2 separate regions of the Homo sapiens genome follow, and region 1 is linked to region 2. A link is an interaction called in ENCODE POLR2A ChIA-PET data of the cell type or tissue named here. Cell type or tissue: PC-3. All regions are shown on one strand.

Region 1 (4,000 bases), 270 kb before region 2:
GCAATAAATATTTGATAAAGAAGGAAATAATTAAGTGACAGATGTGACTCAAGAGTGACCACTGGAGAGGGTGGACTAGAGGCTCCAGCAGACAGCACCTCTCCTCACAGGGATAGAAGCCCAGGAGAAAGACACCAGGGCATCGTAAGAGGCTGCCCCTTAGAGAGCTCTTTTAGGCAAGTCTAGGGTCAGAGTGGACCCCAGCCAGGTGCCTCCAATTAGACCCTGGGAGCCACCTATAACTAAGAGCTTGATTGTCTCCCTAAATGGGTGGGAAAGTGAAGCAGGAGCCACATGGAGCCTCTTCCTGGAAAGTCTGCCTGCCAAGAGCCAAAGGGCTTTACCATCCATTGCCCCTGCAGTTCACGCAGGGCTGGCCCTAAGTCCTCTGGTTGTCGAGGGGTAAGTCCCCAGGGTCTGGGCCGGCTTCAGGGGACAGGAGTTCAGTGTCAGGCAACTCCAAGGCCTCTTTGGCTAAAGCTGTCTCTTCCCCCTCCTCTTCTTCCTCCTCATCCTCTTCCTCTGCCTCCTCCAGAGTCAGTTCAAACTGGAATCTGTCAGGCCCGTCCCGCTCGGGGTTGGTGAGGTCTGAGGGACTTCGGGGGATCTTGCTCTGGTACCACTCTCGATTGTCCTCCAGCGTGTCCAGCAGGTCCTGTGCATCTGGGTGGACCAGGTCAGCCCAAGTCTCCCACAGTGGGTGAGCAATGTAGTCAATGAAACCCACCTGTGGCGGGGGGTGGGGCATGTCGGCATTTGGTGAGTTACAGTGAACCCTAGACTCAATCCAGCCTCCAGATCTTTAGCCAAGTTGTTCCCTCTGCCTGGAATGCCGCTTCCCAACAACTGCTCATCCTTCAAAACCCTTTTCAAATAACTCATTCTCTAGAATGCCTCCCTTAACCCTTCTGGCCTCCTCCAACCCCAACCCTAACCCCACAGGGCTGAATGTACGTGTCCCCCAGACTGGAAGCCCCTCCAGGGTCCCGCATGTCACCTAGAACAGATGTTTCCAAACCCCAGAAGTGCATGTCCCTCTCCCTGAAGCCCAGAGAGAATGGATCCCAGGTCTAACTCGGCCCAGACAGCACCCTTCAGGCACACTCCCTGGCTAGCCAGCCAGGGCCAAACCAGGGCTCGTGGGGTTGGCTCAGCCCCTCCTTTTACTTCCTCCCAGTGTCTACCGGTTCAGCCCAGTCCCCTGCCAACCTGGGACTTCTCCACTGAGGCCGTATGCTTGTCACACATGGGACTGATGTCCAGGCCCGACTCACGCTCGCGGTCTCCCTGCTGGAAGAACTCGGCCATGATGCGGTCCGTCCACTGGCGGTACAGGGGCAGCGGCTTGGTGGGGTTGCTCAGATCAGCACAGTGCACCAGGTTCTGCAAGACCTACAGAGATCGAGGCTTGGGAGGGCACTGGCGGGGCCCAGCCACACCTAGACCTGGCACCTCCACAGACAGGCTTGGTGCCATGGACACATTCATCTTACAGGTGGGGAAACTGAGGCCTGAGACCTGAAGAAATGGTTAAGGCACAGGCATGTGACTCTTGCCATTTCTTCAAGTTTGGCATCCAGTCGGCACTTCATAAATGAAGCTAAATGAGAATTGCAAAAATGGAGGCCCTCTCCGATTTTTTTTTTTTTAATGAGTTAGGGTCTCACGCTGTGACCCTGGCTGGAGTGCAGTGGCAAGATCTTGGCTCACTGCAACCTCTGCCTCCCAGGCTCAAATGATCCTCCCAGCCCAGCCTCCCGAGTAACTGGAACTATAGGCATGCGCCACCATGCCTGGCTAATTTTTGTATTTTTGTAGAGACGGGGTGTTGCCCAGGCTGGTCTCAAACTCCTGAGCTCAAGCGATCCACCCATCTCAGCCTCTCAAAGTGCTGGGATTACAGGTGTGAGCCACTGAGCCCAGCTTTTTTTTTTTTTTTTTAAGAGACAGGGTCTCACTCAGTTGCCCAGGCTGGAGTGCAATGGTGCAATCACAGCTCACTGCAGCCTCTAACTCCTGGCCTCAAGCAATCCTCACACCTTGGCCTCCCAAAGTGCTGGGATTACAGGCATGAGCCACTGCGCCCAGCCTTCACTCTAAATGTGTAAGAAACCTGGCTAAAATTGTTTTTGTTTGTTTGTTTTGGCTTGTTTTTTTGAGATGGAGTCTTGCTTTGTCACCCAGGCTGGAGTGCAGTGGGGTGATTTCGGCTCACTGCAACCTCTACCTCCCAGGTTCAAGCAATTCTCTGCCTCAGCCTCCCGAGTAGCTGAGATTACAGGCGCCCGCCACCACACCCAGCTAATTTTTGTATTTTTAGTAGAGATGGGGTTTCACCATCTTGGCCAGACTGGTCTTGAACTCCTGACCTCATGATCTGCCTGCCTCGGCCTCCCAAAGTGCTGGGATTATAGGCGTGAGCCACTGCGCCCGGCTGCTAAAGTTGTTTTTAAAGTAAAACCGGCCGGGCGCGGTGGCTCACGCCTGTAATCCCAGCACTTTGGGAGGCCGAGGTGGGCGGATCTCAATCTCATGGAGATTGAGACCATGGTGAAACCCCGTCTCTACTAAAAATACAAAAAAAATTAGCTGGGCGCGGTGCCGGGCACCTGTAATCCCAGCTACTCGGGAGGCTGAGGCAGGAGAATGGCGTGAACCTGGGAGGCAGAGCTTGCACTGAGCCAAGATGGCGCCACTGCACTCCAGCCTGGGCGACAGAGTGAGACTCCGTCTCAATAAATAAATAAATACATAAATAAATAAATAAAGTAAAACCAAAATTTAAAAAGGAAGCCCCAGTGCCCATCCAGCTACACACCTGGATTCGGTCGGAATAGTTGTCCAGGAGGAGGACACCGAGGCTTGTCACCTTCTTGGTCTCCACCATGGTCTTGAGGTCGGCCAGGAGGTTCATGTGTTTGGACATGTCTGTGGCCAGCACCTGGGGGCAGGCAAGGGAAGGTGACAGGCGCGAGGACCCTGCCCACCCCAACCCTCACTCCCAACTCCCAGATGCCACTCTGGCTCAGACTCAGCCCTCTGGGCCTCAGCATACTCATCTGTGAAATGGAAGGATGCAACTGCATTCACTGCAAACTCTGCTCAAAAGAGGGGCTCAGTCAGGGGCCCCTTTTGGGAGGTCATCTGGGTTGGCCATGAATTCCACATGTGTGACAGGGTGTAGTGGGGAGGTGATCAAATCTGTGCGCCTGGGACTTGTCAGACAGAGTCTCCCACAGTGGGTGGGCATTGTAGTCAATGAAACCCACCTGTGGGGTGGGTGGGGCGGAAGGCATTCGTTGAGTCACAGCAAACCCTAGAACCAATCCAGCCTCCAGATCTTTAGCCACGTTGTTCCCTCTGCCTGGAATGCCGCTTCCCAACTCCTACTCATCCTTCAAAGCCCTTTTCAAATAACCCACCCTCAGGCTGGGCGCCGTGGCTCACGCCTGTAATCCCAGCACTTTGGGAGGCCGAGGCAGGTGGATCACGAGGTCAGGAGATCGAGACCATCCTGGCTAACATGGTGAAACCCCGTCTCTACTAAAAATACAAAAAGTTAGCCTGGCATGGTGGTGGGCACCGGTAGTCCCAGCTACTCGGAAGGCTGAGGCAGGAGAATGGCATGAACCCAAGAGGCGGAGCTTGCAGGGAGCCGAGATCCTGCAACAGATCTGGGCGACAGAGCAAGACTCCGTCTCAAAAAAAAAAAAAAAATAACCCATCCTCTAGGATGCCTCTGTTGACCCTTCTGGCCTCCTCCAACCCCAACTGTGACCCCACAGGGCTGGTTAGGGGCTAGGGTGACTTGTGCCTGAGGACAGTGGGGAGGATGAGTTCTGTGCAAAGGGGCTGGAAGAGTTGGGTACATGGGAGGGAACTAAAAGAGGTGGCTGTGGCTGGAAGAAGTGAGCTCAAGAGAAAGGGAGGTGAGATTGAAGAGACTGAGGGCCTCTGGCAGCTGGGGTAGATTGTCCAGAGGCTATGGGAGCCACAGGGG
Region 2 (4,000 bases):
GACCTAGGAATTTTGAACGGAAGGCCTTCGAGAAACTGCCCTCTCACCAAACCTGCCTTCTGCCCATGGTCTGCGGTGCCAGATAACAACTGCTTTCCCCCAGACAACAGTGACCATGATCTGATCACATCTGACAATGGAAGAAGCTAAGGGACTGACCTAGGTCACTGGGGTCCTCCAGGGCACAGCATGGGCCTCTCCTAGCCCTGGGTTCCTGACGTTTCTGAGGTGAATGAGAACGCTCTAGGGCCTGACATGGGCCATCCCCTCATCAGAGCCCAGGCCAGGCCTCTGTGGGGGTTGGGTCCCTGAGAATGCAGCTCTGCCTTGCCACTGTGCTTCCTGCTCAGGCAGCTAGGAGGTCCCAAACCCCATTCACCTCCATGGGACTATTTGGAGCCCAGCAGAAGCGGCCCATGGGCTCTCCTCTCCCCAGGAGGCCCCTCCAGGCCTCCATCTCAACTCCCCTGCAGACAAGGCCATGTGTGTGCCTTCGACCTGTCAGTCTGTAGGGCCACCTCACTTTTGGGCCTTCCAAGCTCAACTGCTATTAGAGCGCCTCCTCTCTGCCACACTCCCAAGGCCACCCGTCCTCAGCCTCACCACAGAGCAGACTGGCCCCTTCTGCCGAGCCCCAGTGCACCCAAGCTTTCCAGCTGCCTCCACCTCTCCCCTGAAAACAGCTAACACTCCACTATGGGAGCCCATCTCCTCCCAGGGCCAGGGAGACCAGGGAGACCAGGGAGACCAGGTCTGGCCCCCAACTCTAAGGCTCATCTTAGAGGCGAGATTCAGGCCCAGCCCAGGGTGCCCCATGAGGCCTGGTGGTTGGAGGCAGAGGGTATCCCTTGCCCAAATTCGTGCCACATTCACAGTCACTGGGAAAGCTACGGGGATGGGCCGGGCGCGGTGGCTCACACCTGTAATCCCAGCACTTTGAGAGCCAAGACGAGCGGATCACGAGGTCAGGAGATTGAGACCATCCTGGTTAACACGGTGAAACCCCATCTCTACTAAAAATACAAAAAATTAGCCGGGCGTGGTAGCACACGCCTATAGTCCCAGCTATTTGGGAGGCTGAGGCAGGAGAATTGCTTGAACCCAGGAGGCAGAGGTGGCAGTGAGCCAAGATCACACCACTGCACTCCAGCCTGGGCGACAGAGCGAGACTCTGTCTCAAAAAAAAAAAAAAGAAAGCAAGCTACGGGGATGAAAACAGTTAAGGCACTCTCCTGGATGCATCACGAAGCCCCTCAGCCACTGTTTCTCCCTGAGAGCACAGCCACCCCCTGCTGACCTTGGCAGGAAGCAACAAGCCCCACAGCACAAACACCCCCAGGCTGCCCTGCAGAGGGGGCTCCACCTCGGGTGGGAGCCCTGCAACCTGGGAAGGAATCTGGGGAGGGGCTTCTGTGTGAAGCTTAGCTCAGGGCCCCAAGGGCGGTCAGTGTCAGGCACTGGCTCAACAGGGGCAGGAAGAGAGAGGCTGCTGAGCACCTCGTCCTCAGGCCACTCTGCCCCGTTTCTAACAGTCTATGTACAACAGACCCACCCAAGATGTACTCTGTGACCCAGAGTGGGGGTGCGGTCCTGGGAGTGTCCACTGTGGATGTGACCCAGGTCAGAAGGAGATGGCAGCTTGCCAAGCTACCAAGGCACACACTCAGGACCCAGGAGGACCGTCCTTCCTCCTCCGGTGGTCGGCCACACTCACCAAGGCTGCCCCTGAGGCCCTCAGAGACCCAGGCGGTTCTGAGAAGGGAGCCTGTCTCTGAAGCAGAAACCACGCCCTTTCACGGGGCCCCTGTGTCACGTCAGCCGCCTGGATGATTCACAGCTCCGCACCGGACTCGGCTCTTACCGCCTCATCTCATTGTCTGCTCACTGCAACCTCTGCAAAGCACCCAAACCCCTGTCCCAGAAGATAGGCAAAGATCACAGAAAAATAAGAGGATGCCAAGAGAATCTGGCACCCTTCAAGGCATGACCCGTGGTCCCCAGCCAGTACTCACTGCAAGGGTGCTCTTAGGTCCCCTTCCCAGTTTGAACCTGCAACCTGGGAGCTGCCACATCTGGACCTCAGGGATGTGACCTTGCCAGCCACAAAGGTTGGCATCGGGTCCTGCCTGCCACCTCACCCACATGCGCCTCTGCAGCCAACCAAAGCCTTCCAAGATGCTGGCCTCCACCGTCAGCTACATGCCATGCTGACACCTCCGATGCTTCCACCACCACGCAGTGGGTAAATCCTAATCACTCAGGAACACAAAGAAGGCCCTGTGCGTGTAGACCCTGCTGCTCAGACCCCGCTACCCCCCACCAGGAGACCCCCTGAGAAAGGAGTAACTGCTTCTGAGCCATTGCCCATATGGGCTGGCATTCCCCATAAAAACCCATTGAGGGCTCCAGAGGCTTCTGGGAACATCTGGACAATCCAACCACCCCAGAGAGTAGGGTCACCCCTCAAATGGGCAGGCCCAGTGAGGACAGAGCAAGCGTTACATATGTGTCCTGAGGTGGGCATCAAGGAGGTGCCACGAGAGCCAGGCCCCAGTCTTCCTTCGTGCTTGAGGAGCAGCTGGGTTTGGGGGACAGTTGCCCTCAGCATGGCCATAAACCACCTTGAGTGCTTAGGATGCGCACAGATCCCTGAATGTGCTGTCTCAGGAAAATCCTCCACCTTGCTGGGTCTGACAGAGGCAGCTGCATGAAACCAGCCCACTTTTAACTTTAGAGACAGAACCTGATGTGGCCACGGCCAGGCTGCACTAGCCCCTCAGGGAGGCCCCAGGCCAGATAAGCACTGCCTGCATCTTCCACTGAGGAACATCTCTGGGACGAGGACCCGTGCAGCTGCCTGATGCTCAGGTTCATCACCAACAGCACCAAGTTGTTCCTCTGGAGAGAATGAATCAGTCCCTTCAGATCCTCATCCTCCTGAAAGTTGAGCACATGGCTTCTAACAGGCCCAGGTGCTTACCTTCGGAACAACGGGATCTTCTATTACCCAGAAAAACAAAGTAGAGCCTTCCCGGTACAATCTGTACTTTCAGAATCCGAACACTCAGGAGCTGTGCTCAGAACCTGGCTGGCAGGGCCTGCTCTGCCCCATCCAGCTGTGGTCCCAGCCACCAGACTCCAACCTACCCTGACAGGAGCCCTGTGCCTGCCGGCCCCACCTCACTCTGGCCACAACCAGGCTGGCAAGTGTCCACCGTGGTCTCTGCCCAGTAATAACCTCAGCAGTGTGGTATGGTGTGGACATCCTCACCTGGTGGGCCCATCCTGAGAAACATGCCTGAAGGCACCCGGCAGGTGAGCAGGGAGAGAGGTAGGTCCCAGCCCGCCTCTCCACCTGGGTCTTATCTCACAAAAGGATCGGCCCTGTTATTGGGTTAGGTCGTGGGTAAGCGTACACCAAGATCCGCCAACTGACTTCTTCCCAGAAAGATGCCCGTCCTTCAGAGCAAACGGCCTGACAAGAAATGTCACCAAACTGGACTCCTCCCCACCAGCAGCATAGAACCCAGAGCACAGCTCCCACAGAGCCAAAAGGAGACCACACAGCAGGAAGCACGTGGCACTGCCAAGCTGGATAGGAGCTGCAGAGGCAGCCTGTGACCAGCAGGGCATGTGCTGGCCAGGGCTGGCCCAGGGCAAGTCCCCAAACCTCAGAGTACCCAGGAGGCCCTGGGGCTCAGGATCCAGGGCTCTAGGGAGGGGCTGCATGCTCCCAGCATCCACGGGGCGGGGGCTAGAACAGAACATGCTCTGCCAGGTGCTCAGCGCCCACACACCCTCAAAAGTCTGATCGCAGGGACCTTCTATGGACCGGGCTGTGCATCTTGAGGGCCAACTTCAAGCAAAGGAAAGCCTGATCACAGGGACCTTCTATGGACAGGGCTGCGCATCTTGGGGGCCAACTTTAAGCAAAGGAGGAGACTGAGGCTCAGGGAAGCCAGGTGCCTTGCTTAAGGCCACCAGCTCAGTAAGTGGCAGG

The links. ChIA-PET counts read pairs that join two places held together with the same protein. Peaks named below come from ENCODE experiments on the same cell type or tissue, not always from the same donor. Only the 100,000 strongest peaks of a DNase experiment are listed, where the experiment ranks them.
Region 1: POLR2A ChIA-PET joins it to region 2 with 8 read pairs; 3 of 35 experiments call an interaction of 5 or more read pairs at or near these places.

The regions. Positions count from the first base shown.
Region 1 is chr19:18,210,550-18,214,549 of GRCh38, forward strand. It overlaps PDE4C (phosphodiesterase 4C), which reads right to left. Exons shown (of 15, transcript NM_001098818.4): 13 at 2,819-2,941; 14 at 1,210-1,392; 15 at 1-727. The coding sequence ends at 380. Among named protein-coding and RNA genes, the nearest start is that of RAB3A, 8.5 kb to the left of the region's middle. In PC-3, no CTCF peak of the experiment used is centred here; no DNase peak of the experiment used is centred here.
Region 2 is chr19:18,484,808-18,488,807 of GRCh38, forward strand. The region is part of intron 1 of ELL (elongation factor for RNA polymerase II); the gene reads right to left. Among named protein-coding and RNA genes, the nearest start is that of ELL, 35 kb to the right of the region's middle. RefSeq lists an enhancer at 660-1,245. In PC-3, CTCF peaks have their summits at 585 and 3,614; a DNase peak (open chromatin) is centred at 1,834; H3K27ac peaks cover 525 bases.